Linked DNA regions of Mus musculus: region 2 is linked to region 1. A link is a loop called in an ENCODE intact Hi-C map of the cell type or tissue named here. Cell type or tissue: left cerebral cortex. All regions are shown on one strand. Links, peaks and the distances in the headings refer to the core of each region. The heading gives the core; the rest is flanking DNA.

The links. Hi-C counts contacts between places; a loop is a spot of excess contacts. Peaks named below come from ENCODE experiments on the same cell type or tissue, not always from the same donor. Only the 100,000 strongest peaks of a DNase experiment are listed, where the experiment ranks them.
Region 2: a loop joins it to region 1, with 1.8 times the contacts of the local background. A loop is called at or near these places in 4 of 42 quality-filtered maps.

Annotation. Positions count from the first base shown.
Region 1 is chr10:83,098,224-83,101,133 of GRCm38, forward strand. All of the region lies in intron 2 of Chst11 (carbohydrate sulfotransferase 11), which reads left to right. Among named protein-coding and RNA genes, the nearest start is that of Chst11, 110 kb to the left of the region's middle. In left cerebral cortex, for the core only: a CTCF peak has its summit at 1,673; a DNase peak (open chromatin) is centred at 1,672.
Region 2 is chr10:83,047,047-83,049,956 of GRCm38, forward strand. All of the region lies in intron 1 of Chst11 (carbohydrate sulfotransferase 11), which reads left to right. Among named protein-coding and RNA genes, the nearest start is that of Chst11, 63 kb to the left of the region's middle. In left cerebral cortex, for the core only: no CTCF peak of the experiment used is centred there; DNase peaks (open chromatin) are centred at 1,061 and 2,358; H3K27ac peaks cover 611 bases.

The DNA of each region.
Region 1 (2,910 bases), core at 279-2,778:
GGGATGCTAACCCAGGTATATGACCTGCGGCCATTACCGGACCTCCTCCACAAACCTGGGCTTCCTCATCTGTAGAGAATTAGAGGAAAATGCCTGTCATGCAGGTTTCTGCAAGTCAAAGACCTCACATTCCAAAGGCTCATTCAGTTAAAGGCTTGCCTCACAAGTAGGAGGGTCTGAGTTCACTCTCCCCCCCCCCCCAACTCGGTAGAAGGTGGAGCACAGCAGCGCACACCTGCACTCAGAACTCAGGGTGCACAGACGGGCATCTCTGGGGCTTCCTGCCTCTGAGGACACTCAAATCAGGACAGAGTTAGGAGTCACTCACTAAGCGCACAGTCTGTTTTGATTTATGTCGCATCTCAGGCTTTTTTTCGAGCTAGAGACACCCATTTCCAAGACCACGAATGCCTCTGTCTCCGTGAACAGTCTATGTACAAACACGTCCACTGCACACAGGTCCTAGACAGTGAGCAGACACAGAGGCGTAGTTTGAAAAGCTCCTGTAGGTGTGTCTGCCACAAGCCCCCTCTGTGATCACCTTGGGAATGGGGGAGTTAACGAAGCCCCTCCCTCTTGAGGTGGTGCGTGCTACCTGTGAGTTGGTGGCTAACTCTTGCTGCCTCTGTAGGCCATTGTTCTGTTTCAGACACAGAAGATTCAGGAACGCCCCCTTCTTTGACACGATCTATGGAAATATGGCGAGGAAGTGATTGGAACTACTGGGATTTTTCTGTGGCTCTCTGTGCGAACAGAACCTGACATATTTCCAGTAGGAGAAGCAGCGTTGGGATGGCGGAGTGACCTCAGCCATTGCCAAACGGTAACACAGCTGGACAAGCTGCCATTTACCAAGAGTTATTTCCTGAATTACCCTCAATTAGGAGAGGCCTCTTCATCATTTGATTTTTCTGTAAATTGCACAACGCGGGCAGCTTCTGGGCCAATTGGAATTTGACCTCAGATGGAGGCCAAGTGTACCAGAGCCTGGCTTCTTGTCAAGCTCTGTGGGTGCTGCTCTGTATGTGTGTGTGGCGGGGAATGAGGGAATGAGGGGAGGGGTCTCGTCCTCCCTGGACGCACCCTGGGCACTGGAGGTCTCAGGCAAGCGGCTACATGTTTCTCAACACTGGAGAGTTTGCTTATAAAATAGGAATGAAAAAAAACATGCAAAGGTTTTAGCTTTTTCAGACTTACGTTTGAAAACATACAGAGTTCTGGGCACCTGGCAGGCAGGCCAGGCTTGTTTGCGTGATGTGCTATTGCTGCTGCTGCTGCTGCTGCTGCTGCTGCTGCTGCTGCTGCTGCTGCTCCTGCTGCTGCTGCTGCTGCTCCTGCTGCTCATTCAGAAGCGCCCTCCATTGGGAAACACTTCCTGCTTTTCTTCCTCTGGAGATTTTTCTGTTAGCCTAGAGCTACAAAGCAAACAGGTGAAATACATTTTAATCAGATGTTTTATCCAGCCCAAGGCTCTCAAAATATCATTTCTACCTGTCATTGGTAAAAAAACAAACAAACAAACAAAAAACCAAAGGGAGTCTGTGTTCTGATTTCCTTACGCTGTCTGGAATCAATTTTGTGTACTGGACCATGTGGCCATTGAAGTGACATCACTGTCATTGCTTACTGGTGTGTCCCTGGGTCATTTGCACTGGCTTCTTGAGGTAAAGAGCCCTCTAGAGGAAAGGGACTGTGTCTTGTGTGTCTGGAACCTAGCTGGCTTCCTAGCTAGGCATTGGCAGGGACTCTTCAGTGTGCATTGAATTAGGTACCTTTCTCATTTATTCTAATAATTTAGGAGATACTGCCTATCAAGCGGCCACCGAAGGCATGGTGGCTGGAGGTACCACTGGCTCATAACATCTGGGTGTCAGACAGAAAGCGGGGATAGTTTGGCTGGAAACCCTGCCAGACTGCACTTCGAGACCTGTCTTCTGAAAACTACTCGCTTCCTCCAGTGAGGCCCCATCTCTTAAAACTCCCACAGACACCCCACCCCCCAAAATAGTACCACCAGCTGGGAACCAAGTACCCAAATTCAGGAGCCTACTGTGGACATTTCACATTCAAAATCTAATATGAGGTATTGAGGTTCTGAACACAGCTGCTTTTTCCTGGGTCCTGTGAGCTCAGCATGTGACCAGACACATGTGTCTTAGTTAGGGTCACTATTGCTATGATGAGACGCCATAACCAAAGCAACTTGGGGAGGAAGGGGTTTATTCAGCTTATGCTTCCATATCACAGTTCATCATCAAAGGAAATCAGGACAGAAAATCAAGCAGAGCAGGAACCTAGAGGCAGGAGCTGATGCAGAGGCCATGGAGGGCACTGCTAACTGCCTTGCTTCCCATGGCTTGCTCAGCCTGCTTTCTTACAGAACCCAGGACCACCAGGAACAAAGGCTGGTCCCTCCAGCATCAATCGCTAATTAAGAAAATGCCCTACAGGCTTGCCTATGGCTGGGTCTTAGAGAGGCAGTTTCTCATTTGAGGCTCCCCTTCCCTGACAACTCTAGCTTGTGTCAAATTGATATAAAACTAGCCAGGGCTCTGGGGTTCAGGGAAGAAGAGTCCCTCTGCACTGGGGCTGGGGCCTGTGCATGACCCTCTAAGAGCCTAAGTGCAGGCTGGAAAAGAATGAGTACCTGGGGTGTGACAGCCCTCGCTGTGCCCTTCCTACCAGCCACCCAGCCACGATGACAGGTCTTCCACAGCACAGTTTAACTGAAGGTGAGGGCATTGGAGCCCAGGTTCTAACTCCATCGGGCTCTAACTCTTCCTGTCACTGGCAGGACCAGACCACCTGAGAGGGAATTCAGGATCTCGGGGGCGGTGCCGGGGCCGGGGCTTTGATTTCCTCATCTGGAAACCGGAAATGAATTACTTAACCTCAGTTAACCACACTGTG
Region 2 (2,910 bases), core at 107-2,606, 51 kb before region 1:
ACTTAGGGAAGTCTCCTTTGGACCAGTCTTCAGGCCTGCAGGTAGCAGACATTCATTCAGAATAAAAGCATAGCTTCCCCCTGACTTCCAGATCCTTCCAAAAGGATGAAATTCTCCACGGGAAGAAAGGCCTGGGTTAGGAGGTGATTTTTGAGCAGAAAAAGAAAAGAACTGAAGTGTGATTTTTTTTTTCACCCCCTCTCTGGGGCAATGGTTTGGTTTTATTTAGAAGCAATTGTTTTGTTTTTGTTTTTTCACTTAATATTAGTAAAATAATAGAGTTGTGAGGTAAACAGACCTATCTGGCAAACTAAAGAATTAAAACATTTCTGCCCTGAATTCAGTTTCTCGGCTTAGAAGGTTGCTTTTATGAGGGGGGGAGGGGGAGGTGGGAGAAGGCACACCCAGGACGCACCCTCTTAGGTTGGTGCTCTTTGGTGACATTATGAGAGTCCTAAAGAAGAAACTGACCTTGAAGCAGACTCTGGTTTCCTAGCTAGGCTCTCGATCAGCTTTGGTGTCCCCTAAAAGCAAGAACATGTTTCTAAGACTCCTTCTCCATGTTGCTGAGACATTTACTGTCTACAGTTCCTACACAGTTGTTCTGTTGAGTGAGTGACTCTTCTACCTGATCCTGTCACACAGGCTCATCCAGCTGGTGTAGGGGGTGTGTGTGTGTGTGACTCCATTGAATGAGTGGACAGTCACATCCCCTCATGTTTCCCCCTAGGAAGGAAGGGATGAGGTTCATGTTATCCCAGGTTAGCCCCATATACTTCTGGTATGAATGATGTATTGATGCCACCCACTTCCCCTCTAGCAGACTAAAACTGTGAGATGAGTCTGGGGCTAGCTTCATAGTTCACCGTGCAGTGGGTCCTCCCGGATTTGTAATTTGCACACCCAATAAGGTCCAGGGATCCTCAGACATCTGAGCTATGTCTCAGACCGACTCCTTTGAGCTGCATCCCACAAGCATCGTGGAAGGGTGTGAGCCTCAGGAACATAAACCCCATCTGGACTGCAGGCTCCACTCTCATGGGCAGGGCTGCTAGGTGTCTACTGGCGTTAAATCTAGATGTGTGTGGCAGGCAGACAGGAGGGCTGGCGGGGTCGGAAAGCACAGGGCTTTCTGTGTTTGTGATGACATTCTGTGAACCAGAGAAAACCTCAGAGCTATAAACCAGTCTATTATTTCCCGAACGGTATCCTGCACTCATTGATGGCGTTAATGAGAATTCAACTCATACACGTATGTATCCATGGGCATATGTAAGAGGCCATAGCTTTGGATTCCATGTTAATAACAAGCAGGCGCATTCTGGAGTCAAGCACACAGAGGGATTGTGAAGGACAGTGCTTTTTATTATATTACATTAGTTTTCCTTTATGACATTTGGTAGGTCAACCCCATGGCAGCAGGTCAGCTGAGTTATGGAGGAAATGAACCTGAAAAGTGGAAGAGAGGCTGTAACGCGATAAAGCTTATCAATTCAATTTATTTCTCCTATGCTAAATGCAGTCAGCAAGGCCGGATATCTCGATGCCTGGCAGAGATGCGCGGGAGGAGATAGGTCTCAATGGCAAAGCTTCCGAAAGGCTCAGTGGGTAAAGGCACTTGCTGCCGAGCCTGGTGATCTGAGCTCAGTTTACAGGACTCACATGGTGGAAGACACGCACACACACACGCGCACACACACGCGCGCACACACACGTGTGCACACACGCGCACACACACGTGCACACACACATGCACACACGTGCACACACGTGCACACACGCGCGCGCACACACACTAGCGCACCCACACACACAAGTGCACACACACACACACGTGCACACACACACACACACGTGCACACACACACACACGTACACACACACATACACACACACACGCGCGCATACACGCGCACACACACATGCACACACAGACACGTGCACACACACACGTGCACACACACATGCACACACACGCGCACACACGCGTGCACACACACATACACACACACACACAATGGGTAGATGTTAAGCAATAAAAAAAGGTTTAGTGTTGATGCTTGGGAGCCCGAAAATCTTCTCACACTTTGGGAGAAGGTTTAGTATAAGTTTAGTGTTTGCGTTCATAAACCCAGCAAGCCAGCTTCTCAGCCCAGTGTTCACTCTGGAAAGACTTCCGACCCATTCATTGTGTGGCTCAAGGGACCAGTCAGAGCAGCCTCACAGCTGTAAGATGCTGTAAGAATCCCTCCCCTGCTGGAGAGCACCCACGTCACGTCACGACTCCTCCAGTTCACCCACAGCCGCCTGTGGATGTGGCTCTCATTCTTCAGATCGTGACAGGGCTGCACTCGGCGCTGTTCCTCACATCTTCTCACTCCTCGGCCTTGCTTCCCTCCTCTGCAAAGTGCAGAGACCGACAACAGCCTCCACAGGATTTTAAGATCATTTATAAAAATCCTCTTTCTAGAGCCAGCCAGCCAGCCAGTATGTGATGGTTGTTATGGTGATGTTTAAGTCCCACCCCTCCTGCTGATTGACGGTCCTTTGTAAGCCCTCCTGTCTGGTAGACCTGTGTTCTTCCACAGCCCTCTCTGTATGTGGCTATGTGGCAGTAGCATCCTTATCTCAGCTTGTGTCCCGAGCTCAGATTGTGCCCAGCAGTCCTAAGAATGTTAGCTTCATGGGAGAGTGTTCTAGGAACCTACAGAAGATCCCTTCAGTGTCAGGTTTGTGCACGCCCACTACCATTCACATGCACTCTGAGTTGCACACACGTGTGTGAGGAGCAAAACCTGGCCGCCAAGCAAATGCTGGCTAATAGTTTCCACAGTGTTTCACCTTGGAATGAAATAGAAAAAGAACCCAGGTAACAGGCTTCATTGTCCATTAACTTGGGACCAGGATGGA